Regions from separate parts of the Homo sapiens genome. Here region 2 is linked to region 1. Evidence: read pairs that join two places in POLR2A ChIA-PET (ENCODE). Cell type or tissue: MCF 10A. All regions are shown on one strand. Links, peaks and the distances in the headings refer to the core of each region. The heading gives the core; the rest is flanking DNA.

Region 1 (4,405 bases), core at 125-4,124:
CAGCCTAAATGAACCACTTCTGAGACTGCAAAAATTGTCTCACTGTTTTTATGCGTTATGACACAGTATTTTTCAGAAGGACAATTATTAAAAGGCATGAAAAGACTATTTGAAAAGGTTAAAGAAATAGGTTTGTTTTAATAAGGAGAGAATGATAAACAGCCAATATGAATGTTTACATGTATGAGAGAATACAGGGAATTAAAGCAGATGTTTTTGTTTTCAACTGATATAAAAAATTAGGAGTTAGTCTTTCATTTTAAAATGGAGGCATATGTTTGACTTAGAGAAAGTGTTGACTGTAGAATGTTACTAAAGGAGTTTGTAGAATCTCCTTTTTCAGATATTTTTAAAGAATAGAAAATGGTATCGCTTGACTTGGGCAGATTCTTGCCTAATGTGTCCTTTCTAAAATACAACCACAGACATCAGTATCATTTATGGTAGAGAATGGGGAGGCTTACTCTCCGAATTCATGCAACAAACATTTATGGAGCCTCATGATGTACCAGGCACTAGGAATTAAACTTCCAATTCAATGTCCCCATGCAAACAGATCTTCAGATAGATAGGCAGATAGACAGTGGAAAGGGAATGTGGTAAATGCCATGTAGGGAAGGGGAAAGACTGGCCCAGTAATTATGACCACCTTTAACTGAGTCCAGGCACTGTCAGGCAGTGTCCAGGCACAGTGTCAAGCACTCCATGTACATTATTTTATTTAGTGCTCACAACAACCCTATGGAATATATACTATCATTTGCCAGCTATTATCCATGAAGAAACTAAGGTTAAGGAGAGATTAAATAACTTGCCCAAGATCACGCAGACAGCAAATTGCAGAGATTGTTTTGACTGTAGAGTTGAAGTTCTTAAACCCTGGGCCAGCCAGTCAGAATCTGAGAGGAGACAAGTAAGGTTGGTGAGGGGAATGGGAATTGAAAGGGATGAGGAAAGCCTTCTGAAGGAGAAGCCATTTCAATGGAGTTTTGAATGAGCAGGAGTTGGCCAGGTGTATTTTATCCGGGGGGCTGGTAGTGGAGGAGAAGACATGTTTGCCAGATAAAGCAGCTGTGGAAGGGACTGAATTTCAGTCACTTGTTATTTAGCTAAAGACATGGTCATTCTAAAGTCCCTACCGAGTTCTTGCACACTGATACCAGGGTTTTCAATGAGTAGTGCTCAGTTTATAAGAGTTAAGAAGTCACCATTTTTTTTTCTTAGTCCAAATGAAAATAGTGCTTCATCTGAGATCTGCGTATGAATGGCTCTGCCTGTCTTTGGTCAACCCATTTTCCACTCCCTTTACTTGTCCCTTCTTTCCCTCCGGCCTCTAACTCTCTTAGTCCTTCCTTCTTTTCTCTGAAATGAAGCTCTCTCCTACCCATAGAGAACACTTCCTCCTCTGGTTCACCAGGAAGTTTTTTTGGGCACAGCTTCATGGCCTCTCACAGTGATGGATCCTTATTTAAAGCCTGAAATCGATTTCCCCATGGCATCACAATATCTATGGCCATGCTTCCCTCTCAAACATGTGCATTTACTTTTTTTTGGAAGGAGAGAGGAGCAAAATTCATAATTCTTTTCTTCTTTCAGGCCTTTTAATAGTTCCAGTTCTTCTCTGGTCAATCAATCCCCATTTAGTGGAGGCTTAAGCTCCCTCCAGCCTGATTCTCTTTTATACGGCTGCCTTTCTGATGTCGTATATCGGTACAAACAAATAAACATAAAGAGGTTTGGTTTTTCTTTTTTCAGTTTGTTTCTTCTCAGGAAAATAAATTCTATTTAATTTTTCTGACTCCAATATACTCTTGCATGTCATAGAATCTTGTTTTATAATCAGCTATTGGAACTTTAGTAGGTCTACAAACAACCATTTCCTTTCCTAACTAAAATCAGAACCAATTGAAAAAGAGAAGAGGAGTCAGACCACTGCCTCACAGACAGTGGATTTTAAAATGTGGCTTTAGATCTGCAGTCGTCACTGGCCTCCAACACGTAACTCCTGAAAGAGACTGTCAGAGCAGTGATGCCAACGCAGACCCGGGGAATGACAGGACTTCCCCAGACAGTCCCCACCGGGCAGAGTCTGCCCGGTGAGCTCATTCCCTCTAAGGAGGAGTGAATCAGGACAGCTAGAGCTGGGACTGACATGTTGAAGCAAGTTTCTGCACACAGAAATAGGAGGCCAGGGTAAAGGAAAATCCTCCATGTTGAGATGTGGAAAGAAACCTGATTTTTGTTTGTCTCCCTTTATAACATTAATTCCCATTCCTTTCAGATTAGACTTTCATGTGTTATTTGTCGTTTACATAATGCTTTTGAATACAATTATTTAAACCTTTTTCTGTCTGTCTCACATTTCTCGGATGAGATATTCTCACTTTCCTCTTAAGGGTATTTTATTGTTCTTGTGTAACTACTGTCAAAAAATAAAAATTTCAACAAATTTAGTTTAATGATCTAAACTATTAGTGATTCATTAATCAGACGGTATCCCATCTATGAAACAGAAAAGCACGCTAGTAAGCTGAGGAGAGGCAGTGGGCTTTATAGGCAGAAAAGCCTGAAGAAAGCAGAAACAGGAACAGAAAGCCGATTGGTTGTTTCAAAGTTACTTTCTTTAAAAGGATAAAGCAGAGCCAGGGGACTTTCTTATTATGTCAGCTCAGGTTGACTGGGCCCCTTTTAATTGATTGCTGTGAATCTGTTTTTTGTTGTTGTTGTTTTGTGTTTTTTTGGGGGTTTTTTTGTTTGTTTTCTAACTGGCTGATTTTAAAGTCCAGTTTGGGGACCTAGCACTAGTGATTCCATTCTGGTTTGGTCTGTTCTTCTGGGCCTAGTGCAAGAGCTTAGTCCAAAACAATAGCCTCCCATAAATTTAACACTACTCTCAGTAAAAATAACCATTGGTATTTTTATAGCATGGCTTTTAATAATGCCTATATTCTCATATTTGCAAAGTGCATTTTCCTGAGCTGATTTTATCAGTGGCTTTACTTCCAAAATAATTTCCTTTTAGGACAATATCAGAACGGCACATACAAGTGTCCCCAAGTCATATTTGGAATAAGATCACTTGGGAACACAAGTCAAAGAAGGTATGTAACCAACTCACCTCATCTAATGGAACAGGTTTCCCTGGGCAAGCATAAGATTATTGTACATTGTTCAAAGATTTCAAGACAGATAGCGTAGATTTCAAGAATGCCAAACATAAGGCAGAGAGGAGTCTACTGGGATATTTTCCCGAATTGTGGCTTGTATCTCTCTCTGGTCTATTAGAAGACCTCCTGCATACCCCTAACAAGAGAAAAAATGACAGATGAAAGAAAGAGAGAGAGAGAGACTTTCTTGTAATTAATCTAATAGGCATTTTTAAAATTGAACACTTGGACTTCCTCCAACTGGCATCTTTAAAACACCCATTGATTAACAGGCAAATGGGATGAGTGAATTCATTATAAGAAGTGAATCCTTTGCGTCCACCAGATTCTTCTGCCTTCATTGTCATCAAAGTTCTTGGGCTCACTCACTGGCTATCATCCCTCTCACTCATCTCTAAAATGGTTTCAACATCCCCTCTGTGCGGTCCAGTTTCTCACCTAATTTGCATTAGGCTGATTCATTCATTCCTCAGCAGGGTTACTTGATGTGCTTTCTTCCCAGTGGCATCCATGTGTAAAGCTGTCTCTCACTGGCTCTTATCACAGTCAGATTCAAAATGCTCATTTCAGAAAGACTGCAAGTCTTAATAGAAGGTATAGAATTTAACAACATGAACACAGTGAAAGTTTAAGAATGGTTTCTGGAATACCTGAAATCTATTCTGCTTATATTAAAATGGCTTTCGGCAGAGGGTGAAAAACCCTGCCGGCAATCAGAGCATTCTGTGACATTCAAGTCTGCCCAGAGTCAGCAGCCAAGCAGCGTGCTCTCTGATCTACAGATTTGCATTGTTCACTAACCTTCCTGTGCCAAAAACACTCAGTTGCTCCCTTTCACCAGCCTCTAAGGTCACAAGACAGACAGTTCTTTCTTGATTACTCAAACAAATACACGTCTGATTCAGAGCGGGGAAAAAAGAGTTGCCAACAGTCAAGGCTTAGAAAGGCCAGGGCTGCTTGCACTTAGAAGCCAGCCTGATGAATCACCACATCCATGACTAATTGTGGGGTTCAAGTGTGCCCAGTTATAGAGCCTGTTTTTTAGAAAGGAAAATGCTAAAGAAGACACATAGAAATGTGGAAGAAAACTAGACACTTTTGTGTGACTACACAGATGGCCCGTGGTCATTAACAGGCTTGATACATACCTTTCTCTATATATATATAGTTTTTTTTTTTTTTTTTGACAGAGTTTCACTCTTATTGCCCAGGCTAGAGTGCAATGGTGCAATCTCAGC
Region 2 (4,405 bases), core at 77-4,076, 220 kb after region 1:
ATGACAATAATTTTGGGTGCTTCTTAAAAGCACCCAAAGCTTTACTGCTAATGCATGGTAGCTTAAAACTTCACATAATAAGAAAGAACCAGTGGCCAATGGAATCTACTGTTAAAGGTACCCAATCAAGTAAGGAAAAGTTGGTCCTAAAAGCAAGCAGCCCTGTAAAAGCTGCTCTGTCCAATATGGTAATCACTAGCCATTTGTGTTTCCATTTAAATTTCAAGTAATTAATATCAAGTAAAATTTAAAATTCAGTTCCTTAGTCACACTAGCCACGTTGTGAGTGTGCAACAGGTAAAGCTAGTGGCACAGACATAGAACATTTCCATCAGCACAGAAATCTCTATTGGACAGTGCCAGATTAGGGTGTTCTCTGCATTGTAAAAGCATCCCCTTGCCAAGTTAAAGAAAACAACAACAAAACTCTAGAGAAGAAATGAAACCCCAGTTTCATTTCTGGAGAGGAAAGAAAACTCATGTGTGGCATGAGTTTATATTCAAGAAGGTGCAGCATTATTACCTATTTTACTAGTAATAATGACACACATTATAGTATACAATCCAGTTCCAATAAAATTAATTTCTCATCTTACTAAAAGCTTGCTGCTCCACATTATGAGACAATTTACCCAAATATAGACATTTACCCAAAAATATTAAGTAGCTTGTGAATACTTTTTAAAATTTCCTTTAATTAAAGTGGTCACAAACTCAAACCCTTCATTCTCCCTCTGAGATTTCTGTGTCATCTTTTGTTCACATTGTTATTCACATGTTTATTATGTACTTATTTTGATTTTCTAGATAAATAAAATGGCTTCAAATCTATAATTCTGATAAAATTAGCCATCAATTAATTTATTTATTAAACCCATGCAATATGCTAGATTAGATGCTTTGCTATGTAATTCCTACAATAAATCCTAGCAATCACAAAGATTACAGTTAGTGAGACGACATGCACACAGGTAAAAAGTGTTTTTAAAAAATACATACATACAACCAAAACAGTAAGTCACTGCTACATGGAAACTGATTGGTCCTTTTTCCTTTTTTTTTTTTTGCCTTGACTGCCAGGAAGCAGTTTCAAATCTATAGCTGGATTTTAAGTTTCATTAATTCATGTTCCCACATATGGTTCTGTATTTTCACTTCCCCCTTTTAACTGACATACTGTCTTATGTGATCTCTACTGTAAGCCTTCTCATCATTTTGGAAACAGACCAAATATAATATATATGATAAGGAATCAAAAGTAAATACAGTAGTGTTGAATATTGCATAACAAAAAGGTTTTTAAATAGGGAATGGTATCAATATGAAGTGTTAGGGAGACCCAGCCATGAAAAGGATAGCAGGGTCAGAGAAGGAGGATGTATTGCAGCTGGTTTAATGGAGAATGGTATGAAGGAGGTGCAGTTTGAATTGGGTCATGGAGGACAGATGGATTGCAAATAGCTGGGGCAAAAGCACAGGAAGGCATTCTAAACGAGCCAGGCATGGAGACAAGAATGTCTCCCACAAGGGAGTTGTAGTAGCTCAATCAGACTGGGATTTGAGATTTCATGTGGCAGAGTGGTAGGTGATAAAGGTGAAAAGACTGATCATAGTAAAATGCGGAGTCTGTAAATCCAGCACTCATGATAAGTTTGGACATCATGTCAACAGTGGACAGCCATAAATGACTGCAAGCATCGGTGTGGTATAATGAAGGTGACGTTTTTGTAAAATGACTCTGGTGAAGGTACAGAAGGTAATGAAAAGTAGCCAGTCTAGTTGAGCAGAAAAGAGTTCAGATGTAATTGCATCATGGTCCAGATGTGAAATGAAGACAATGCGAAGTGGCATTGTGGATCGAAACATACATGCACAAAATGACAGAATTTTAGAATTTGAAGGGATCATCATGGTTACCAGGCTGGCCTCCAATTCCTCTTTTGTAATATTAATAGAAATTAAGGGCTAACAAGTTTAAAATGTTATCCATCTTTTTACATAGTTACTGCCCAAAGTGAATATTTTGAAATGTATCATTAAAGAAGAATAGATAAGATTATGTGATTCACCATGGACTATTGTCATGAGAGGAAAAATGTGTTTAGATGATTCTGTTAGCACTGAGACAAATCAGGATATCTGAAAGGAGGTCTTTGTTGAAAAACAGAAATATGCATTCATAACTTGCTTTTCTAAAATTGGAATGTAATGATTCTTAAATATGCACAGACACAAATTTTTCTTTAACAGTCAAGAAAATGCACGCAGGTGATAATCAGATCAGTTTTGGTTATAGTACAAAGGTTTAATGCCTCCGTGATCCCTTTCAACTTGAAAGCATTCTAGAGCAATTGGTGATTAATATCAGTATAACAGTCATTTATAAAATTATTATTTATTTGATATACATCTAATCAAAGCATAAGATTTATTTTTATTATTATTATTATACTTTAAGTTTTAGGGTACATGTGCACAATGTGCAGGTTAGTTACATATGTATACATGTGCCATGCTGGTGCGCTGCACCCACTAACTCGTTGTCTAGCATTAGGTTTAAAAGATCAGATTGTCTCGGCACCATGTTAATATCTTTTTCTGTTGGCATTAGTATTAGTTTTGCTTGTGTATTTGTTTAGGAGATAGCTTCACAAGTTGGTGATTGATATTCTACCATGTATGAAGTCATGCGTGGAATTCAGAATCCCCAGCTTGTAAAATTGCATTATGATCATCTTTAGTGGGAAATTGTTCTCAGAATACTGAGCAAAGGATGATACCAAAATGGCAGCTATTATTCATTCTTAAGCATATGAAATGCTTTCAGGTTCAACCCAAAATTACATACATTTTAAATGCTTACTAAAAGAGTCTTTTCCCTCCTCCATCTATTAACTGCAATCAAAAAACTTCGGTTTTAACTGAACATGATTTCATATTATTTATTAAAATTTAAGGCAAGGTGCACCAAGTACCCTTGAATTATGAAAAGCTTCATGATGTGGGATATTCTTTCAGTTAACGGCAGGGTTGGCTACACTTTTAAGGGGTTCAAAGTAGGAACAGCTGCAATAGTGAGCTGCATCTGGAAAGTCCAGTAATTTGAAAAACCACCTGTTTATGTATCCTGCCCACTCAAGTCCATAAAATAACAGACACTTTCATATTCCAAATGAAACTGCTTTTTAGTTTGCCCTACTTTTAAACATAACTCTTTGTGATGGAATGACCAGAAACAGCTGGTCTCTAAGAGGACAGGGCTATGTGCGCTCACCTGCGGGGTTGGACCTTCCATAATCCCCCTGGCTGTGGGGAAAGTTGAGGGCTGCTGTCTTTATACAAAGATGGTTTATTCCAAGATACACACACTCTTCTTCCACACCCTGGAGACCTTGCATATTTAGTATCTTCTTTACCATAATCTGAGGCCCTAGAGAAAAAGATTTGCAAACTATACTTGTTTTAAAACAACTTTCTAAAAAAGACACTCTCAGCCCCTAGAAATTATGCCTAACACATAGATGCTCAGAGGCAACCTGTTGTAGTGCAAGAGGATTGTGCCAAGATTAGAAAACAAATATTTGCAACTTTTGTAACTGTCTTCTCTAAAACTTGAATGTGGTGATTCTAAAGTAAAGACCGACACAAAATTCTTTTTCTTTAGCAGTCAGGAAAAGGCATGCATGAAGTAATCAGATCAGGTGTGGTTTCAGCATAATGGCCTAATGCTTTCATGATCTCTTTCAACTGGAAAGCGTTCTAGTCCCACTGGACACCAAGGAGGAAGAAGGGACGGAAAATATTAGGCCCATAGGTTTATCTTCCTCAGTAGTCCACGAGATTTGAGCTTATATGTAGGGAGCAAAATTGTTTGTCTAAAAGCAGTTAATAAATGCCCCAAAAAGGCTGGGCGCAGTGACTCACTCCTGTAATCCCAGCACTTTGGGAGCTCAAGATTGGTGGATCATGAGGTTAGGAGAGCAAGATCATCCTGGCCAACACGGTGAAACCCCATCTCTATGAAAAATACAAAAATTAGCTGGGTGTGGTAGCGCGTGTTTAATCCCAGCTACTGGGGAAGCTGAGGCAGGAGAATGGCTTGAACCCAGGAGGCCAAGATTGCAGTGAGCCAAGATTGCGCCACTGCACTCCAGCCTGGTGACACAGCGAGACTCCGTCTCAAAAAATAAAATAAATAAAATAAAATAAAATAAAATAAAATAAAATAAAATAAAATAAAATAAAATAAAATAAAAATAAAATGAACGCCCCAAAAATATTTTGGGCAAACTATTTTGTGTTTCTTTTCTTTATTTATTTATTTCTTTTGAGACAAAATCTTGCTCTGTTGCCCCGGCTGGAGTGCAATGGCACAATCTTGGCTCACTGTATCCTCAACCTCCTG

Evidence for each region. ChIA-PET counts read pairs that join two places held together with the same protein. Peaks named below come from ENCODE experiments on the same cell type or tissue, not always from the same donor. Only the 100,000 strongest peaks of a DNase experiment are listed, where the experiment ranks them.
Region 2: POLR2A ChIA-PET joins it to region 1 with 5 read pairs; 5 of 35 experiments call an interaction of 5 or more read pairs at or near these places.

Annotation. Positions count from the first base shown.
Region 1 is chr7:116,313,410-116,317,814 of GRCh38, forward strand. It overlaps LOC105375463 (a long non-coding RNA gene), which reads left to right. Exons shown (of 7, transcript XR_001745336.2): 4 at 3,023-3,101. Among named protein-coding and RNA genes, the nearest start is that of TES, 110 kb to the left of the region's middle. RefSeq lists enhancers at 3,730-3,809, 3,910-4,059. In MCF 10A, for the core only: no CTCF peak of the experiment used is centred there; DNase peaks (open chromatin) are centred at 2,112, 3,612 and 4,072.
Region 2 is chr7:116,529,156-116,533,560 of GRCh38, forward strand. All of the region lies in intron 2 of CAV1 (caveolin 1), which reads left to right. Among named protein-coding and RNA genes, the nearest start is that of CAV1, 6.3 kb to the left of the region's middle. In MCF 10A, for the core only: no CTCF peak of the experiment used is centred there; no DNase peak of the experiment used is centred there.